Regions from separate parts of the Homo sapiens genome. Here region 2 is linked to region 1. A link is a loop called in an ENCODE intact Hi-C map of the cell type or tissue named here. Cell type or tissue: heart right ventricle. All regions are shown on one strand. Each heading gives the region's core, and the rest is flanking DNA. Links, peaks and the distances in the headings are about the cores only.

Evidence for each region. Peaks named below come from ENCODE experiments on the same cell type or tissue, not always from the same donor. Only the 100,000 strongest peaks of a DNase experiment are listed, where the experiment ranks them.
Region 2: a loop joins it to region 1, with 5 times the contacts of the local background. A loop is called at or near these places in 20 of 110 quality-filtered maps.

Annotation. Positions count from the first base shown.
Region 1 is chr15:98,776,680-98,782,061 of GRCh38, forward strand. All of the region lies in intron 2 of IGF1R (insulin like growth factor 1 receptor), which reads left to right. It overlaps LOC124903560 (a long non-coding RNA gene), which reads right to left. Exons shown (of 2, transcript XR_007064772.1): 1 at 1-5,382. Among named protein-coding and RNA genes, the nearest start is that of MIR4714, 5.1 kb to the right of the region's middle. RefSeq lists enhancers at 1-524, 525-1,431. In heart right ventricle, for the core only: a CTCF peak has its summit at 3,097 (motif pointing right); DNase peaks (open chromatin) are centred at 456 and 3,112; H3K27ac peaks cover 3,468 bases.
Region 2 is chr15:98,879,138-98,884,519 of GRCh38, forward strand. The region is part of intron 2 of IGF1R (insulin like growth factor 1 receptor); the gene reads left to right. Among named protein-coding and RNA genes, the nearest start is that of MIR4714, 97 kb to the left of the region's middle. RefSeq lists enhancers at 4,698-5,290, 5,291-5,382. In heart right ventricle, for the core only: CTCF peaks have their summits at 2,690 (motif pointing left) and 2,889; no DNase peak of the experiment used is centred there; H3K27ac peaks cover 1,719 bases.

The DNA.
Region 1 (5,382 bases), core at 86-5,085:
GCCCTCACCTCCACCTCCTCTCACCTGAGGCCACAGCGGTGTGCAAGGATGTGGTCTGTCTTGAGTGTGTTTTCAAAGCAGCTGTTTGGTCTGTGCCTTGGATGTTTTTCCACAGATAAGCCCAAAAGAGAACCACATCTTAAAACGCCCGTGACCTTGAATGGTCTTTCCGGAGGGGCGGCTGGATTTGTGCTCTCATCGTCTCAGGTATGTGTCAAGCCACTGTTGTTTCAGAGCTGGACACAGGTGCTTAGGAAAATTCCTCACTGAAGGGTTTTCAGGATTTACAAGTTCTTGCTGTTTTTGTGACCTTGTGTGGTTTCTGGTTTCACAGAAGGCTTTGTTTCTTGGTTCTTGTTGCTGCTTTCAGCCTTGGCCTGTAATCACTGGGCGCCAGGGAGGGCTGCGGTCTGTTTCCCGGGGTGTGCTCAGATACCGTGTCAGTTCACATGTGTTGCTGCAGCGGCAGGGGGCCAGGCAGGAGGGGCGGGTGTCCTGAAGCACGCTCAATTTGCTGATCAGGGCCTTCACTTGGATTTTGCACTTGCCGCAGTGGAGACATTCCTCGTAGCTACTCAGTGTGGTTTGTTTTAAGTGGGCCATCCGTTAATTCATGTGACCTGGAACTTGGTTAATGTACTTGCCAAGGTTAAAGTTGAGACGCTGTTTGTTAAACCTTTCAAAGAGGGAAGAAGGTTGCCTTGAATTCAGTTCCAGGGTTTGGGAGTCTGAGAGGGAGGTGGTGAGGGGCCCGGGGAGGCCCTGAGAAACAAAATGCTGGTTAAGGACACAGTCTGCTCACCGACCTCGGAAGTCTCTAGACGTCTAAAGAAGTCCAAGCAAGGAATGATGACCGAAGAGGAACCTCAAGGGTGCAGGCGGCTCTGGGATCTCAGCACATCTCAGTGATGGAATGAGCTGCCGGGGAATGACCCCTGTGGGGGCTGTCCAAAGTCAGAGCAGACACAAACGTAGCTCTCCAGGCCCCATACCTTGGTGGGCAAGAGGGCAGCAAGTGCATCCTCACAGTTGATGGGGAGAGCAGCATTTCAGCCTGCAGAAAAGAGAACCACACAGATGTAAGATGAGGTCTGCACTCACTTGCCTGGTCATGCAGAGACGGAGCTGGGAGCAGCTGCATGACTTTTCAGAGAAGTGGCACACGTTTACTGTAAGGGTCCCAAATGTAGACCACTGCAGATCGTAAGGTCTAGATGGAGGGACCAATAGTAGGGAAGTAGGGGAGAAGAAAGTAAAACCTTACAGTATAAAGACCCATAGATGCTCTTTTGTTTTTGATGTGTGTACGGGGGTTAGATATTTATTGAGCACCTACTGCATGACAGAGTGTTCAGCAATGACAATGCAGAGCTTAATAAGAACAGGTTCTAGACTAATCTTTTAGGGGGTGAGGATAGAACAGAAATAGGTAATTATGTCCTGAGAACATGAGAGAGTGTTGGTGGACAGAACGGCGATGTATCCCCAAGGGCAACTGAAGCCTTCACAGAAGATGCAAAGCCTGTACGTGGTCCTCGGAGTCATGCCACATGGTGACTGGTTATCTTAGTCGTAGGAAAACTGAGAAGCTTTGAGGCATGTTCTATCTGTCTTTGTGGGCATCATCTTCATTATTTGAACAATTCAGAGTGCTTGATGCCTTTTGCTTCGTTCTCACAATCCTTGACACTAAGCTGTGGGCTTGGGTTATAGTCACTCATTCTGTTATTCATGTCATTTTGCCTATCCTTCCACTTCACAGATGAGAAGACTGAGACCCAGAGAGGGTCATGGTTTTCATTAGCCAAATGGTGCAGAAACCCAGTGGTCACAGTGGCTCTCTAGCTCTTTGTCACCCACAGGGCCCTTGATAAGAGTACGGTCTTTCTCCAGGGGAGCAGGGTTGAGGAGTGGGGGCAGCCCTGGCCTGGGTGGCCATATCCTGATTTCCCCTCCCTTGGCCCATAGCTCTCTATCTTGGGTGAGGTGAGAAAGTAAGGCTGCTCCTTGACTGTGGTCCCTTTTGTGTCTGTCCTGCACTGGGCCACCTTCCCAGGGGCCTTGTGTCAGCCTGGTAGTGGTGCTAGTGGCCTTGAAGTGAGAGTGGGTGGATCACACATGGCAGATCTCTGGCAGTGACCTTTTCTGTGGATTTCCGGTGACTGATGATAGCCTCTTTGGAAGTCAGCATATGCATAGCTCTCTGTCTTTTGAAAACAATGGAAAAACCCACCACCAGCCCCAAAACCAGCTGTCTTTCTTCTTATGAATAGATATCCATGAAAAGCAGAAGAGTAGTTTCTTGTAAGTACTCTGGGAGTGCATAATACATTTTAAATAAGATTAAAAATTATGTTTTATTCTTACTAGCATCACTGTCAGATAATTGAGCGTGAGAGCATTCAGTGCTGTGTGCTTGGTACGAAGTAGTAACATCAATTCAGTGTTCAGTACATCCACTTTGTTCCAGAACAATGTATTCAAGGTCGGTGTATTTTGGCTGTGCCACAGAGTTCTGGAAATTCCCAAGAGAATAAGTTTTCACCTGTTATATAATCCAGCACAAGTGACTGTGTAGCAGCAACCTCATGTTTCATGATGACTTTAAAATGCAATTGATTCTAAAATTTAGCTTTTAAAAATTTCGACTTCAGATTTTCTCTGAAGGTTTAAGGTAGGCTTCTCCTTTATTAATTTTTTCAAGAAATATTTAAGAACACTGCTCTGTGCTATGTACCATTCTAAGCACTTTACAGATACTAATTCATTTAATCCTCAGCCTGGTTAGGTAAGTACTGCTATTCCCACCGTACAGATGAGGAAACAGCCTCAGAGGAGTTAAAACAAGTTGCTCAGGTTACACCGTCAGCGGTTTGGACTACTTCAGTTTCAGATAATCACTGTGAAATTTTACTGTTTTGAGCTACACGTTTCAAAATCTTTTCTGATGCGGAACTATCATTAAATCATATAATCCGCTTCTCTGGAGTCAGAGGTTGACAACACATTAGCACTTGACTCGAGCCTCTCCCTGGAGGAGGACATTCCGTCTGCGGGGAGCCGAGTCCGAGGCTGGAGCAACTCTGGAACCACAGCCCTCCAGTAGAGGGCACACGAGAGCAGGCTATCTGTGGAGATAGCCTGTTGGCACAGGGGTGAAGATGACAGAGGCGAACCCAAGCAAAGAGAGTTAATTAGCAGAGTTTGCCCTCCAGGCTCGGAGGGCAAGTCAGCCTGGGGACCTGGAGTTAGTTCCCTTTTCAGCTGTGACCATTGAAGACATTCATCAAGTTCTCTGGCTCCGGGATGTCAGCTGTGGTAGTGACTTGCATGGGAGGTTATCCGACATACCTCACACACTTTAACTCCACCTCTTCAGAGTTTGTGGCCAAGAATGGAGCCAGGTGGCTATTTTTTTTTTTTAAATTTATGTAATAACAAACATTCGCATTTATTGAAAACTTAAAGTATAATAAAAAAATAAATAAAATAAAAAAAGAAAAAAGAAAACTTATTCCTGTGTCAGGCACTTTTCTAAGTGCTTTGCAGTGTATTGTCTCATTTAATAGTTGTTTAAATTAACAGAGTAGGCCGGGTGTGGTGGCTCACATCTGTAATCCCAGTACTTTGGGAGGCTGAGGCGGGTGGATCACCTGAGGTTGAGAGTTCAAGACCAGCCTGACAAACATGGAGAAACCTCATCTCTACTAAAAATACAAAATTAGCCACAGTGGTGGCGCATGCCTGTAATCCCAGCTACTCAGGAGGCTGAGGCAGGAGAATCGCTTGAACCCGGGAGGTGGAGGTTGTGGAGAGCCAAGATTGCATCATTGCACTCCAGCTTGGGCAAAAAGAATGAAACTCTGTCTCAAAAAAAAAAAAAAAAAAAAAAAAAAGAGAGAGAGAGTAAATAAAATTGTAAGGTGAATATGTTATCTACTTGATGGAATTTTTTAAACTACCTTGAAAAGTTTTATAGTTTCCTATTTACAGATGAAATTAACATACTAATTATAAATCATGCCTCACTATTCACTTTAGGCAGTCTATCTCCTTAAGGATCTCCTTACGGTTTAGATAGATAAGTGAATTGCTTAATGTTTTTGGAAGTAATAAAACTGCATTTCTTTTTAATTAAACAATCCAGATAACAAGAAGTAATTCTAATAGGAAACTTGTAGGATGTATTTACAGAAAATCTACACAATCTTACTGAACAATGTAGAAAAGAAGATTTACCAGCCTGGGCAACATGGCAAGCTTTGTCTCTTAAAAAACAAAACAAAACAAAATTTAGCCGGGAGTCGTGGCATACAATTGTCATGTCCACTTCTCAGGAGGCTGAGGTGGGAGGACTACTTGAGCCCAGGAGGTCAAGACTACAGTGAGCCACATTTGTGCCGCTGTACTCCAGCCTGGATGACAGAGCGAGACCCTGTTTCAAAATAAAGAAAAAGAGATTTAAATGAAGCGAAATGCCATTTTCTCTAGGTGAGAAACTGGAATATTATCAATGTCACTTCTTCCCAAATTGATTTATAATTTAAAAACAATTTTAGTACTTCTGCAGCTTGTTTGGAGCTTGATAAAATGATTGTAGAGTTTGTCTTGAAGCTTTAATAGTGAGGCAGGTTTAAAATTGGGGGCAAAAAAGAAATGGGTTTTAGGGTGTAGAAGGGACTTGCCTGATCACTTTTGCTAGAAATAAATGTCCCTCCAAATTAAATTACTAATGTCGCACATCAGATCGTATTTAAATCCATTAGAAGATTTTACTGTTCCATTAGAGCTACCCATAGCTGGTGAAGACTCTGCTTATAGTGGAACCTAGTTTCTCAGTTTTCCATTTATATTTATTTACCTGAGCTTTTTGTAAAGTAGTAAGTACTTGACTGAATTTCTGCTATTTATCAAATGCTTTTTGAATAGAAATAATGAGTTAATAACATTTAGCCTTTTTTGGTAAATAGTATAAACAAGATAGGGCAAATATGTAAACTACTTAGAACTTTATCTACCTTGCATATTTTGTACCTCTTATTTGCATATGCATGTCACATGCTCCTTATGTACCATGTGCTATTACTGTGCCGGGGTACTGGGGCTATATTGAGTCTATTTCCTGTCTTTGTAGACTTGATGGATAATTTGGACAGCATTGTGATATTCCAGGTTTAAGAGTCTTAAGGTTCAAGACTACATTAAATGTTAATGTAGTCCAACATTTCTTGAACTCTGAAATCCTCTGAGCATCTTTTCATGCACTGGCCTAAAATGTTTTCATAGCCCAGCAAAAGGCTGATTACTTATTTCCCTCCTATTGATTTTTTTTGAGATGGGGTCTTGCTGTGTTGCCCTGTCTGCTTGTGAACTCCTGACTCC
Region 2 (5,382 bases), core at 207-5,206, 100 kb after region 1:
CCTTTGTCCTTGATTTTTTGTCGTTACCATTATAACTTATCTCTCTTTCCCAAATGTATAAGTAGGCTTTGAATATGAGTTTAAAAGAAAGAATTCGGGGATGATTTCAGAGTACACTAGAATATTTTTTAAAAGAATATTTTATAAAAATACAGTGATAGTAAAAGAAGTAGAAGGCCAAATTCCGCCCCCAGCCCCTTCTTAATATTGGACTTTATTCCTTTGCTTTTTTCCCTTGCTGCCATCTAAGGAGGCTTTCTGTGCTATAGCATCCAGTTCCTCTGCCAGGCATTTCTGTAAAGATGAGGCACCTTCCACTGTTTTATTCTCCATCATTAGAGCACGTGTCCTGCTGACTCGGAGCAGAGGGGAGGCACACGGGGGTGAACATTCCCTGACAGATTGGATGTCTCTTAACTCTTTTTTCCTGGTATCAAAGAATGGCACAATTTAGTTGATTTGATAGCGTTACCAAATCGTTTTTCCTTTAGAATGAATCTAGAATGCAGATAGATTCTGAGGTCCAGATGGGCCTCTCTCCACCAACCTGTGACCAGTGTACCTGTGATTTTATCACTGCACATTCATAGAAAGGTTACAGGGCTAATCTTCCCGTGATATGAATCATGAAAGTCAAAATTTATGAATGAAAATAAAAAGGAATGAAGTACTGATATATGCCACACCAGAGATAAATATTGAAAACATTACCTATGCTAAGTAAAAGAAGCCAGTCACAAAAGACACTACCTATTGTCTGATTCCATTCATGTAAAATATCCAGAATAGGCAAATCTATAGCGACGAAAAGTGTAATAGTGATTGCCTGGGAAAGGGGCGTGGGAAGCATGGCTAACGGGTATTGGGTTTTTCTTTGGGGTGATGAAAATATTGTTAAGATTAATTGTGGTGGTGTTTGTACAACTCTCTAAATATACTAAAAGCTACCAAATTGTACACTCTAAATGGGTGAGTTATAGGGTATGTGAATTAGATCTCAATAAAGCTATTGTAAAAAATGTGTGAAGGAAGGGGAAGCATCCTATAACCTATACCATCCCAACAGCCCAGCTAGAGGACGATTCCTGAGCCTCCTTCTCAGCCTTTGTGTTAATTCTTTGCATTGATGACTTCTCTCTCTTTACCCTTACTAATTAGCTCTCAAAACCTCTATTTAATAATGATGCTATTTATAACTTTCCTCCTTCTGGTTTCTTGCTTGCCCTTTTTGTGGTGTTTGCTTGTTTTTCTTTTTTCTCAATACTCTGCCCAGCGTTGCGTGTTGGTTCCGGAGACTTAAGTGATCCAGTGGGCACTGTCAGGCAATTATTTCTTTTGCTCATTAATTAAGTGTTCACAGATACATTCAGCAGCCAAACCTTGTGGCATGCCTTCTGTCCCAGACAGTGAGAATCTACTTGGAACTTGGATATTTCTGTGAGCCTTGATTATATACACCACCAAGGGGATGGCATAGAACTAAGTTTTTTCTTCTTCTCCACAACAGACTTTGTTCTTTAATTTCACAAGCTTGACATAGCCTATAAGACATCATAGTGGTACCATAGACAGTTTTCCCTTGATGCCCATGGGGGATTTGTTCTGGGACCTCCCACAGATACCAAAATCCACAGGTTTATCAGCAAGGGTCACTGCTCAATTGCAACAACTGAAGCAGAAGCTCCTCTCATCAGAGGCAGTTACTGCAGCATGTTCTGTAGGGCAAATATAACCATATGTAAGTGACTGTGCTATCAGGAGACAGAACAACAAGACCCAGAAAGACTCAGTGACCCACAGAGCCAGTTCCACCCAAACAAGTCTTAGTAATGAGATTAGATAATGAGAGTGTATTTTCTTCATCAATTCATGTAGCTCAGCAAGGCTGGAAACTGCTTGCACACTTCTGCAGAGAAAAAAAAAAGTTCCATTTGCTGGAACTCAATAAATAAAGAAGGCCTTAGTGGGTACGTGTTATCTCCTTAGCATCACCTGGATGCCTGACCCTTTTCCAGAGTGTCATGTTGCCTGGGTTTTGTCCTTCAGTCTAAGTGATACACCTCTTAGTGTGGCGGAGAAAAGGGTGCTGTATTTCTTCCTGATGGATACATGCTTAAATGGAAAAGTAGCATGAGATGAACTCCCATAGCCCCTTCCTTTTATTATTTTTAAAATATTCATTCATTTATTTATTTATTTTTGAGATGGAGTCTCACTCTGTCACCCAGGCTGGAGCGCAGTGGCGCGATCTCAGCTCACTGCAACCTCCGCCTCCCGGGTTCAAGCAATTCTCCTGCCTCGGCCTCCCGAGTAGCTAGGACTACAGGTGTGCCCACCACCACACCTAGCTAATTTTTGTATTTTTAGTAGAGATCGGCTTTCACCATGTTGACCAGGCTGGTCTTGAACTCTTGACCTCAGGTGATCCACCCGTCTCGGCCTTCCAAAGTGCTGGGATTACAGGCGTGAGCCACTGTGCCTGGCCGGCCCTTCCTTTTAGACAATAGAAACATGCTGCAACCACATACCACCATAAACACGGTGGGGGAAGAGGCTGCAATCAACAGTCAGGAGGATCTGGGTTCCAAGCCCAGGTTTGCAGTGTAACAGCTGTGTGCTCTTGGTGTGAACATTTGGTCATGTACAAATGAGGATAATGATACTGCCCCCTTGTGATCATTAGGGGGATTAAATTAAATGCAGAAATATATGTGAGATGCTTAATGTGTTGTAAGGCGCATGGAATATATTTAGTGAATATTAACTGTATATTAATACAAAGTCCTGTATTCAGAATCTCCAGTATAAATTACATTTATATAGTAGAGATATGAATAGTTTTTGTGAACAAGAAGACCTGGAACTTCAGGTGACTAGAAGCTCAGAGTGAGCCAGCTATGTTTGATGATAGTTATTCTTAAGATCACACAGAGAAACGGCAAGCAAGCTGCTTTGGGCAAAAAAGAGCATTTCTACACTGTTCAGACTGCCTCTGTACTGTTAGAATAGGTCTAGGGCGTGTTGCGTGAGTGGTGACTGAGTAAGATGTTCAGAGGGAAGCCGTGACCGTCATCTTGGAATATTGTTTGAAAGTCTGACCTGTACAAAGCAGCACTCACTTCCCCTGCGTGTCAGACACCTGCATGAGGGCTGGGGAGGGTCCAGTACAGGAAAGCGCATTTTTAATATGTGTATGGAGGAAGTTCGTCAAGATGGGTGCCATCTGGCAGTGGAGTAGCACTTCCTGGAAAGTAATGAGCTCCCTTGGACTTTGTTTGAAGAGTCACCCAGGTTTTTGTAAAGAAGTGTTTCAGATCAGTATGCAATGGATGACTGTAAATTTCTCTTCAGATCTAAGAATCTGTGATTGGATGAAAGGGAGAAAGGACTGCATAAGTGCTTGTTGCTTGTAAACTGGGCCAGGTGGATGTCATGGCCCTAGGAGCTTCTTGCCTGCCTTTGCATGCCATAAAGCAGTCCTGCAACCCAGTGTCACCTCAGAGGGATGGGAATGTAGAAGAAGAGAGTGAATAGGGACAGTGATGAGGGGTGAAAATATGTAACTCCTTGCCCCTTCTGTATACCCTAGTACATTAGGAAGTTCACCCTTGTCTAGGCTTCCTGTTAGGAAGACAGCAGACTCAAAATGGAGTCTCAACCCCTTTCAAAGACTGCAAGATCTCCTTGTACACACTGGACTTGGGAGAAAATGAGAGCTTTCAGGCCTGCTATCTTAACAGGTTCAGAAAGGTGTGGTCCAGCCCCCTGACTAACCAGCCCTGCTGTGCACACTGAGAATTCTGCTCAGGTGTACCTTTCTGTGTGCTCCTGGGTGCACCCCCAAAGTGCTGGTTCTCTTGAAAACCTTTTTATTTAGGTTCAGACAGACAAACTGTGGTATCTTCCATTCTGACCATAAAGTGTTTCTTCTGGGTCTAACTACTATAGTGGGATATTTTCTCTAGAACAAGAGGTTGTTTCTTTTTGGCATTGAGAAATGTTGCCGATGTGATTTTCTTTTGTGAACGTTTAAGACACAGCGCTTGCCACTTGAACTTTCTTTTGCCGTGCGTAGCTGATTCCACATAATGGCTGCAGCTCCAGGCAGAAACCTGTTTGGAAGTTGTTTTAAACTCTTCCTGGAATCTCTAGGCAGTGGCTCAGTGGGGTTTTTTTCCAACCATTCCTTAGGATGACCAGAAGCTTGACAGAATCCTCTTGTCTTCATTTTGAGAAAATATGTCTTTACTGTGTGTATGTGCAGCATTTGGTTTTACCTCGTGGGTCTAAGCATTTTCAACTAAGCTTCCTTTTCCAACCTAGCAGACTTGTTTAAAGAACTTCAAACTAATAGCCAAGCTGTAATACGGTGGCTCTCTCAGCCTGAGAAGCCTGTGCTCACCGTCACTCTCTTCTTCCCTGGGGTGATAGGGATGGGGAGTAGTGTGTGTGAGAGGACAGAAGCGAGGATTGATTGAAGATTATTTTACGAGGCGAGAGCATGGTGGCACACCTGTCAGCTGAGTGGACTCAGCGCCTGCCCCGGCTAGGCTGTCCTCCTCCTGTGCCAGCCGTGGGTTCCCTGAGTCCCTCTGCAGTCATTCATGGGTGCTGAAAATAAAGATACCCTTTCTGTCGAAAGTGTTCGCCGGGCTGCCTCTGCCTCCCTGGAAAAGCAGCAGGGCACACAGGCTTCCTAGGCAGCCCCTGAGGGAGGGGCTCTTTTTATTGTCACTCTGGTTAGTTTGAAGACCAGACAGAAGGCAGCAAAAACCAACCCTTTGTTGAAAACTCTTTGCCTTTAGGCCCTTGGTACCATGTTCATGAGGCTCCAGATAATTCCACAAATACATTATTATTGTTACCTAGACTTGGGGACAGAGAAGGGTGAAACATGGGTCTGGGAATTCACAGATGAATATACTGTAATCCCCTCGAGCACATTTCTTTTAAAGGAATGGGGGTATTCTAAAGGAGTGAACACTCCACTGGGGGGCTGCTAGGCCCCTGTGAACGGTGGCAGCCTTGGCCACGGTGTGTGCTGTGATCTCTCCTGGGTCCCCCGGGCATCCTCAGACCTCCCCCACACCCAACCCACAGTCCCTTCTCCATCCATCTGCTGACCACACCCCAGGATGTTTCCAGCTCAGATCACGCCTGATTGCATCCACACAAACTGCACGCCAGGCATTTCCGTTTGGATGTGTACACAAAAACAACACGTCCCAGACTGAGCTGATCTTTCTGTACCCCTCAAAAGAAAAGTTCTGTACCCGGCCAGGCCTGGTGGCTCACACCTGTAATCCCAGCACTTTGGGAGGCCAAGGCAGGAGGATCACGAGGTCAGGAGATTGAGACCATCCTGGGTAACACGGTGAAACC